Regions from separate parts of the Homo sapiens genome. Here region 2 is linked to region 1. Evidence: read pairs that join two places in POLR2A ChIA-PET (ENCODE). Cell type or tissue: endothelial cell of umbilical vein. All regions are shown on one strand. Each heading gives the region's core, and the rest is flanking DNA. Links, peaks and the distances in the headings are about the cores only.

What was found. Peaks named below come from ENCODE experiments on the same cell type or tissue, not always from the same donor. Only the 100,000 strongest peaks of a DNase experiment are listed, where the experiment ranks them.
Region 2: POLR2A ChIA-PET joins it to region 1 with 10 read pairs; 31 of 35 experiments call an interaction of 5 or more read pairs at or near these places.

The regions. Positions count from the first base shown.
Region 1 is chr3:23,906,436-23,911,821 of GRCh38, reverse strand. It overlaps NKIRAS1 (NFKB inhibitor interacting Ras like 1), which reads left to right. Exons shown (of 5, transcript NM_020345.4): 2 at 372-493; 3 at 901-1,011. The coding sequence starts at 918. Among named protein-coding and RNA genes, the nearest start is that of NKIRAS1, 7.9 kb to the left of the region's middle. In endothelial cell of umbilical vein, for the core only: no CTCF peak of the experiment used is centred there; no DNase peak of the experiment used is centred there.
Region 2 is chr3:23,963,914-23,969,299 of GRCh38, reverse strand. It overlaps NR1D2 (nuclear receptor subfamily 1 group D member 2), which reads right to left. Exons shown (of 8, transcript NM_005126.5): 6 at 4,138-4,323; 7 at 1,277-1,487. Among named protein-coding and RNA genes, the nearest start is that of NR1D2, 21 kb to the right of the region's middle. RefSeq lists a silencer at 256-456. In endothelial cell of umbilical vein, for the core only: no CTCF peak of the experiment used is centred there; a DNase peak (open chromatin) is centred at 2,799.

The sequences.
Region 1 (5,386 bases), core at 328-5,327:
CACTGCACTCCAGCCTGAGTGACAGAGCTAGACCCTGTCTCAAAAAAAAAAAAAAAGCCCACGTGACTACCAAAATCCAGTTTCTTCCCTTCTCGAGAAAAGACTGACATAAACTTTCATGTTTCTTTGAAAAATCATGTCCATTTTCTAAAAACTTTATCCTCATGCCTCCTTAAATTTTTACTTAAATGTTTATTTTTCCAGGTAAATATTGATGAGTAGGCAGTCTCTTTCAAGGATTTAAGAGTCTGTTGGATTGCTATAGACTTAATCAGTATTGAAATATTCTTCATATAAAATGTATTTATTCTTTTTGAAAACAAAGATGTATTCATACCTATCCATGTGTTTTTTTGTTTGTTTGTTTTCAGACAGAGTCTAGCTCTTTCACCCAGGCTGGAGTGAAGTGGTGCAATCTCAGCTCAGTGCAACCTCCGCCCCCTGGGTTCAAGTGATTCTCCTGCCTCAGCCTCCCCAGTAGCTGGGATTACAGGTGAGTGCCACCACGCCTGGCTAATTTTTGTATTTTTAGTAGAGATGGGGTTTCACCATGTTGGCCAGGCTGGTGCCGAACTCTTGACCTCAGGTGATCCACCCGCCTTGGACTCCCAAAGTGGTAGGATTGCAGGCATGAGCCACTGTGCCTGGCCTGTATTCTTATATTTATCTACATTGTCTCCGTGAGATATATAAGAAACTGATAATGCTTATTGCTCTAAGGGAGGAAATGGGAGACTGGGGAATGGGGTTTGGAAGGCTATACCTTATTCTATATCTCCTTTTCTGTATTTGAAAATTTCCCCTGTGCATGTGTTACATATTAAATTGAAATACTGAAAGAAAAAGAAATGGTTAATTTCAACAGTATACAATTTAAAAGACCTGTTATTCTCTCCACAGTGATATCCTGAGAGAAGATGGGAAAGGGCTGCAAGGTTGTGGTTTGTGGATTGTTATCTGTGGGGAAAACTGCAATTTTGGAGCAGCTCCTTTATGGAAATCATACTATTGGTAAGATTGTTTTTCTCTAGTTTGTCTCTAGGTTCTGGGAGCTATCAGGGGTCTTTTGTTGGTCATGCTAAACTAAAGGTGGTTGATGGTACATAAAGGGGAGGTATAATCCAGAGGGACCAAAAGAGATTAAGAGGTAAGAAAAGAGGAGGGAAAAAAGTCTTAGTGTTATTGAAATTCAAGAGTGCCTGCTGTAAGTTATCACAGGTAAGGAAAGAAATGGCCAATATAGATAGATCAATATGGATATATATTCCTTTGTATATATGTGGTTTTCCGTGTATTTACATAATGAATGGTGTAAATTCATTACATTACAAATCATAGAATCACTGATTTAAGAAAACATAACTTTCCAGTGGGCATGGTGGCTCAGGCCTGTAATTCCAGCACTTTGGGAGGCCGAGGCAGGCGGATCACCTGATGTCAGGAGTTCAAGACCAGCCTGGCCAACATGGTGAAACCTGTCTCTACTAAAAATACAACATTAGCCAGGCATAGTAGCAGGTGGCTGTAATCCTGCTACTTGAGGGGGTGAGGCAGGAGAATCTCTTGAACCTGGGAGGCTGAGGTTGCAGTGAGCCAAGATGGTGTTACTACACTCCAGCCTGGGCTACAGAGCGAGACTCTGTCTCAAAAAAAAAAAAAAAAAAAGGCCGAGCGCAGTGGCTCACACCAGTAATCCAAACGCTTTGGGAGGCCGAGGCAGGCAGATCATGAGGTCAAGAGATCAAGACCATCCTGGACAACATGGTGAAACCCCGTCTCTACTAAAAATACAAAAATTAGCTGGGTGTGGCGGTGCACGCCTGTAGTCGCAGCTACTCAGGAGGTTGAGGTAGGAGAATCGCTTGAATGTGACAGGCAGAGGTTGCAGCGAGCTGAGATTGCACCACTGCACTCCAGCCTGGCGACAGAGCGAGACTCCATCTCAAAAAAAAAAAAACAAAAAAAAACAAAAACAACTTTGCAGAGCTGCTGTATGTAGATTTTTAAAAATGGAAGAAACAGTTGTTTGGTGAGTATGACTTAATTTTGTGAATTGGGCTACCTCATTCATTTATTCATTCGCTGAGTCAAATAATTATTTATTAATTGGTATATGATACGTGTAATCAGGCCTTGGGTTACAGAGGTGAAGATAGCATCTCTGGAGGTCATGGCTTAGTAAGGAAGATAGATATCACAGGTTAGAATGAAATGACGTTTGTGTTAGATAAGTAAACAGAGATCATCAAAGCATTTTTTTCTGGCAAGTAACTTAAAGCACATTTCTGTTTTTCTGAGATGGAGTCTCACCCTGTCTCCCAGGCTTGAGTGCAGTGGTGCAATCTCGGCTCACTGCAACTTCCGCCTCCCAGGTTCAGCCAATTCTCCTTTCTCAGCCTCCTGAGTAACTGGGACTATGGGTGCGTGCTACCACGTCTGGCTAATTTTTGTATTTTTATTTTAGTAGAGACGGGGTTTCACCACGTTGGCCAGGCTGGTCTCGAACTCCTGACCTCAAGTGATCCCCCCGCCTCGGCCTCCCAAAGTGCTGGGATTACAGGCGTGAGCCACTGCGCCTGGCCCACATTTCTGTTTTTCATTAACCATTTCTATGTGCTCTGCTTCTCTTCTAGCTTTCTAAAATAATGTTTAACAATTGTGGTTAAATTCATATTTAGTGTTTATTATAATACCTATGTCAGTAGTTCTCAAATTTTTTGGTTTCAGAATCCTTTTGCCCTGTGAAAACTTACTGAGGACCCCAAACAACTTCTGTTTATGTGGGCTGTATCTTCCAACATTTACTGTATTAGAAATTAAAACCGTGGCCAGGCGTGATGGCTCACAGCTTGGTAATCTCAGCACTTTGGGAGGCCAAGGTGGGAAGATCAGCTGGGCTCAGGAGTTTGAGACTAGCCTGAGACCTCATCTCCACTAAAAACAAAACAAAATGAAAAAAAGAAAAAAAAAAAAAAGAAAGAAAGAAATTATCCAGGTGGGCATGGTGGCATGTGCCTGTGGTTCCAGTTACTTGAGATGCTGGGGTGGGAGAATCACATGGGAGGTTGAGGCTGCAGTGAGCCATGATCACACCAGTATGTTCCAACTTAGGAGACCCTGTCTGAAAAAAGAAAAAAAGAAAAGGAAAATGGAGACATTTGTAAACTACTTATTTTTTCTAAATGACACTAATAAACTCATTATATCCTAAAATAACTTTATGAAAAAAATTATATTTTCAAAATAGAAAGGTGGCATTGATTTACTTTTTAGAAAATCTTTTCTGATGTCCAGCTTAATAGAAGGCAATTATCATATCTATTAACACTTGCCTTTGTAATCTGCTGTGATGAGGTGTTTCAGTTGAAATATATGAAGAAAATCCAGCCGCACACAGATATGTAGTTGGAAAAGGTAGGAGGAATACTTTAATAGCCTTTTCAGGTAATTATGGGTATTTTTCTTTGGTATTTCACTAAAACTTAACAAGTGATGGTTACTTAAAGGTTATTGCAGTGTAGAATCTGAAATCATATTCGTGAACTTTTTTACTCTGCTAAATTAAAATCTCATTGATTGATCCTGCATTTTAAATGGATCTTTTTACCCAAGCAGAGTTTTTTAGCATCGTGAATTGGTCATTTTGGAAATTTTGGTTCGCTAAGGAAGTCTTCCATATCACTTTTGTTAATATCTGATGAAATACCAATTTCATCAGTATTGGGAATCTGTCAAGTTCATGATGATGGATACAATTCTGATTTTTGCCTGAAAGCTCAAATTTTATTGACAACAAATACTGTTACCATAGTTACTTTCCTTGAAATGATAGGCTTCCTTTATTACTTTTTGAGAAAATGTTTGTCAAATATTGTAAATACATAGTTTTTCTGTCATTTCTTCTTTTTAAAAATGATGGCTAGTTCAGCTTGCAATTTAAAACACACAAGAGATTTTCCTCAAGACAGTTACCATAATTGCATGCAGAAATGCTTTATGTATAGTTTCCATTTAATTCCATAGAATATTGAAAAGATATATACTCAAGGCTTGAGATTTAATAAAATTAGTCATTTTTATTGCTTCATTAAGGACATTCTTAAGTAAAACTGGCTTTTTAATTTTTTAACTGCAAGCACAGGATGGTGAAGAGAGGATCTAATGGCAACTATACGTTTAGTGCCACTGACTCGATTTGCACTAAGGTACCGGCAGTTTTACCCACCACTGCTTTTGCAACATCAGTACAAATATCAACACAGTGGAAAATGCAAATGGCTTTGGTAGTAGTATGAATATAGTTTTGCCCATGTGGGTCCCCTGAAAGGAGACCTCATGAGATCTGCAGACCACAGTTGGAGAGCTGCTGGCATATATAAATACAGTACAATTGACCCTTCAACAGTGCACGGGTTAGGGGTGCCAACACCGCCCCCCCATCAGTTGACAACCAAATTTTTGTCCCCCCAGAAACTTAACTACTCATAGCTTACTGTTGACCAGAAGCCTTAAACCTGATAACATAAACAGTTAATTGCCATGTCTTATATGTTGTGTGTATTATATACTGTACTCTTACAATAAAGTAAGCTAGAGATAAGAAAATGTTATTAAAATCATAAGGAAGAAGCCGGGTGTGGTGGCTCACGCCTGTAATCCCAGCACTTTGGGAGGCCGAGGCAGGCGGATCACTTGAAGTCAGGAGTTCAAGACCAGCATGGCCAACATGGCGAAACCCCATCTCTACTAAAAATATAAAAATTAGCTGGGCATGGTGGCACGTGCCTGTAATCTCAGCTATCTAGGAGGCTGAGTCATGAGAATCTCTTGAACCCGGGAGGCAGAGTTTATCGTGAGCCAAGATCACGCCACTGCACTCCAGCCTGGGCAACAGAGCGAGACTGTATCAAAACAAAACAAAACAAAACAAAAACCTGCTTTAAAAAATAAAGGTTATTTTAAAATGTATAAGAGGTTACCATTATTTAAATTTGAAAAGAAGAATGTAAGTGAAAAATAGCCACTGCAAAGGATATAAGACACTCTCTTTGATGATAATGCCTATAAAATAAAATCTGTGTCTCCCAGACTGGAGTATAGTGATGCCATCTCACCTCACTGCAGCCTCCACCTCCTGGGTTCAAGTGATTCTCCATCTCAAAAAAAAAAAAAAAATCATAAGGAAGAAAAAATATATTTACTATTTATTAACTGGAAGTGGTTCATCGTAAAGGTCTTCATCCTCATTGTTTTTATGTGGAGTAGACTGAGGAGAAGGAGGAGGGATTGGTCTTGCTGTGTCAGGTGGCAGAGGAGAAAGAAAATCTACATGTAAGACATGTGAAGTTCAAATCTGTGTTGTTTAAGGGTCAGTGGTATTCTCAGC
Region 2 (5,386 bases), core at 240-5,239, 58 kb before region 1:
TTTTTGTTTTTTAACACGGAGTCTCGCTCTGTCACCCAAGCTGGAATGCAAGCTGGTGTGATCTCGGCTCACGGCCACCTCTGCCTCCCAGGTTCAAGCGATTCTCCTGCTTCAGCCTCCTGAGTAGCTGGGACTACAGGCACGTGCCACCATGCCCGGCTAATTTTTGTATTTTTAGTAGAGAAGGGGGTTTCACCATGTTGGCCAGGCTGGTCTCAAATTCCTGACCTCAGGTGATCCACCCACCTCAGCCTCCCAAAGTGCTGGGATTACAGGCGTGCACCCCTGGCGCCTGGCCAAGAACTTGTTCTCTTTCAAGAGCTACTAATTTATGGTTTAGCTACATAATCAGAGGCCGTAACTTATAACTCTCACAATGCCTAGCACAGTGCCCTTTACACAGTAGGAAGCAAATGGGAAACAAAGTCATAACCAAATACTAAAAAATTCCCAAATGTTATACAATAAAATGATGCCTAAAAATAGCTGGCACTTACTTAGACATACCCAGGAAAGTACCTCAATTTCCATTTGTTATTGGGAGTAACAATCTCTGCCTTAATGGGTACTGTCAGAAATAACTGTAATATTAATGCAAGATGGCAGGGGCATTGGGAAACATCATAAATGACTCATATAAATAAACATTAGAAACTCAAAAATCTTGCTCACTCATTCAAACAGTGACTGAGTAGCTCTTCTATGCCAGACACCACACTAGGCTCACATGGTACAACCCCTTCCTTTGACAGGATGAGGAAGGAATCCAAGACCCAAAAGAGTAAAGTTACTTACCCAAGTTACCCACATAATTCAATGGCAGAACTGGACTAAAGCCTACAACTAATTCACATTTCTCTGCAACAAACCACACTAATACCTCTTGATACTTTTAATGTTTTCAAGTAACCCACATTGTATTTGAATGGAAACTGAAATTCATATTACAACTACCTACCTGGAGATACATAATGTTCTAACAAATTCATGAAATAAAGATTTAGACTCATAGAAAAATTATGAACAAAAAGCTAAAGACTAACAGTGGTAAACACAAGGCCTAGATGTAAGTATTACTTTATTCCTATAGTACTTTGACATATATTGTTATAACGAAAAAATTAGTTACACAAAAATAACAGGGTCATACAATTTAGCATCTTCCTTAAGGCCTTATTCCCTCTATATAACTTTCTGGAACCCTGTTAACTGCCATCTTCTCCCCAGTTGGTCACTATATGCTAGGTGTGGCACAATTTTGAACCAGCTTGCTTACCTGCAGATACCAGGACAACAGCTGTAAACAAACTCATCTCTTCATCACTAAGTTGGAGGGCATTTAGCTTCTCACTAAATTCAAACATAGAGTTTAGCAGATCCCCTGCTCCCATTGAGTGTAAATCATCCACACTATATTTCTTTCCACTTAAAAAGGTGACAGTACGTTCCTTTGCATCAAATAATGATGCGAACCGTACCATTAAAACCTGGAAAAAGAAAAAGAAATGTATTTGGAGAAGTCTAACAGCAATAATAAAAAAATAACTTAGTATTCAATCAAGTCAGTTATGAATCATCCCACATATAAAAGAAAGTTATAAAAGAAAAACAGGGTATACTTTTACTCAAAACCACTCTATTCTATTCTATTCTATATTCTATATTCTATTCTATTCTATTTTTGACATGGAGTTTCGTTCTTGTGGCCCGAGCTGGAGTGCAATGGCATGATCTTGGCTCACTGCAACCTCCGCCTCCCGGGTTCAAGCATTTCTCCTGCCTCGGCCTCCCAAGTAGCTGGGATTACAGGTGTGCGCCACCACGCCCAACTAATTTTTGCTATTTTTAGTAGAAGCAGGGTTTCACCATGTTAGCAAGGCTGGTCTCAAACTCCTGACCTCAGGTGATCCACCCGCTTCAGCCTCCCAAAGTGCTGGGATTACAGGTGTGAGCCACCATGCCAGATTTTATTTTTTGAGATGGAGTTTTCTTCTTGTCACCCAGGCTGGAGTGCAGTGGCACGATCTCAGCTCACTGCAACCTCTGCCTCCTGGGTTCAAGCGATTCTCCTGCCTCAGCCTCCCAACTAGCTGGGATTACAGGCACACGCCACCACGCCCAGCTGATTTTATTTTTAGTAGAGATGGGGTTTCACCATGTTGACCAGGCTGGTCTCAAACTCGTGACCTTAGGTGATCCACCCATCTCGGCTTCCCAAAGTGCTAGAATTACAGGCATGAGCCACAGCGCCCGGCCTATTTATTTATTTATTTATTGAGACAGGGTCTTGCTCTGTTGCCCAGGCCGGAGATGCAATCACAGCTCACTGCAACCTGAACCTCCCCGGCTCAAGTGATCCTTTCCACCTCAGCCTCCTGAATAGCTGAGAATACAAATACATACCACCACACCCAGCTAATTTTTGTATTTTTTGTAGAGACAGGGTTTCACCATGTTGCCTAGGCTGGTCTCGAACTCCTGGACTCAAGTGATCGGCCTGCCTCGGCCTCCCAAAGTGCTGGGATTACAAGCATGAGCCACTGCACCCGGTCCCAAAACCACTTTCTTAAGACAGATTCTCTACCAAAGCAATAAATACTCCAAGAAGAACATCAAAAGAAATTCTAGCCACTCATGGCAAAGATACTCTGCCACTCTATTAACAAAGATTCTGAAATGCAATATAAAATTAGAGCAAGAAATAGTGCCAGTAAATTTAAAACTGGGCCCTGGCCAAAGGCATTAAAGAATCTCTTTAGGCTGCCAAGTATAACACATGGCCTCTATGCCTTAAGTAAAAAGAGCAAAATTCCAATGCAGCAACACTTCGAAACATCAACACATCAAATGCAGCCAAGGCAAAGGAAGCAGATGAAGTCTAACTGAACTGCTTCAAGAAACCAACACCCAAAGAGACTATCCACAAAGAAAGCTATCACAGTAAGTGTTCTAAGCACCATGTTATAATTGACATCCAAGTTAAATCGGTTAACAATTATATTACTTAGTTATCTCACTCCCTCCGTTATAATAAATCCAGGGAGAAGTGAAAATATAGCCCTGGCTCACTTCTTCCATCCATAAAAGGTTCAAAGATTTGGCCCACCAAACATCAACTTCCTCTCACCACCCCAATCTCAGAGTTGTCCTTAATTAGGTCCCAAGGCATCTCACACCTTGGCAGCAAAAGGGATGCCCTGGGGCAGACAGAAGGTGAAAGACACCTAACTAAGGACCAGGAGAGGCACATCTGTTAAGTTATACAGTAGAGACTACCCCAAGCCCAAGCAGGATACAGTGTTGCAAGAGAAGCGGGACAGAAAAGTAGCCAAGGATCCTGAAGCAAGGTGAAACCAGGAAGAGCTAAGGTGGCACATAAGAAATGTCTGATATATCCCCAAAATATTCTACAGTCTCTCGAAAAACGAAATCACATTCTATTTGCCCTTCTTATTCTGTATCGAATACAGTAAATGCTAGGCTAGGCTTTCAGGAGGTGTCTAACACTGCAGAAACTTGTTAAGTCCACATCTAAAAGCAATACTAGAACTCAGGAGTTCATATGCTGTAGATACAGAATACCTATATTTCAAATCCTAAATAATAAGTAAAAAATATATATAAAATCCTAAACAATTCTGGATTTACCAAGTCTCCCAAGTCTGTTCCCAAAATCCTGAGATGATGATTATTTTGTTGATAGTTTCAGACTCTGGACTATAAATACTGACTTAGAAAAGAATGAAAACATCTGCCGGGCACAGTGGCTCAGACCTGTAATCCCAGCACTTTAGGAGGCCAAAGTGGGCAGATCGCTTTGAGCTCAGGAGTTTGAGACCAGCCTGGGCCACAAGGCAAAACCCTGTTTCTACAAAAAAAAAAAAACAAAAAAAATTAGCCGGGCGTGGTAGCTCACACCTGTAGTCCCAGCTACTCAGGAGGCTGAAGCTGGAGAATGCTTGAACCCAGGAAGCAGAGGTTGCAGTGAGCTATGATCGCGCTGCTGCACTCCAGCCTGGGTGACAGAGCAGGATTCTGTCTCAAAAAAAAAAAAAAAAAAAAAAGAATTAAAACATCCATGAAAATAAAATACTACATGCCCTGCCTGCATCAATATTCAGGATAAATAAAACCTACCTCAAAAGTCCCAGCCTTTAAAAGGTTGACCTGGTCATGCTGAGAGAGATCTCTGAACCCAGGAATACGCTTTGCAAATTCCACCACTTCTTTCACTGCTGGAGTGAAGCTCATCGAAAATTCTTCCCAGATTTCATGTCCTGATTTATGAGGATCCACATATGGAGACTTACTCATTGGACAAACCTAGTATACATAAAACGGAAAAACTCTTAAATACTAAGAGGTGGTAAAGAAATGTCAAAAGCAGCATCTCAATTATCAGAAACCCCAACATGAATTTAACCCCCAAAACACAAGTAAAATCTACTGAGATATTAGCACTTCATCCATTTGCTGCCCACCATACTGTAGAAAGCCTCTTGGCAACCTAATATAAATAGCAATTAACTTATCATTAAAAAAAAGCCTAAGCAAAAATATCATCTATAACAAGCTATTTCAAACACCTGTTGCACAGGTTTAAGAGTTTATTTTGTAACACTGCTGCCACCTTATGCTAGTATATGGTGTTTTATAATTTTGCAAACAAATTCAATTGTTTGATTCTCAATCTATTATTCATGGCAGATTATAATTTCCATTTCTTAGGTGGAGAAATGAGACTCTGAGAGGTTTAGTGATTTGTCCAACACAGCCAGAAGTCACAAGCCTAGGCCCAAATTCACATTTAGTTAATATTTCCAAACTCCTTTATTTCTATATAGGTAGAATTACAATGTTGTAATTTCCAAGAAGAAAAAACAGCAAGGTGCCTCATTTTGTTGAAAAGGTCACTCACTGCCTGGCCGGGCGCAGTGGCTCACGCCTGTAATCTCAGCACTTTGGGAGACCGAGGCAGGCGAATCACAAGGTCAGGAGTTCGAGACTAGCCTGGCCAACATGGTGAAACCCTGTCTCTACCAACAATTAAAAAAATTAGCCAGACGTGGTGGCTTGCGCCTGTAGTCCCAGCTACTCAGGAGGCTGAGGCAGAAGAATCACTTGAACCGGGAGGCGGAGGTTGCAGTGAGCCGAGATCATACCACTGCACTCCAGCCTGGGTGACAGAGTGAGACTCCGTCTCGAAAAAAAAAAAAAGAAAAAAAAGTCACTGCCCATTTATTTCAAAAACAATGCTGTGATCACTGACTTCTACTTGTTCAATCAGGAAACAAGGACTGCAGATACAGGTGTGTCTTCTAAATGACGACTGCGTGAGGGAAAATAGGAAGCCAAGAAGTTATTAAAAAAAAAAAAAAAACACCAA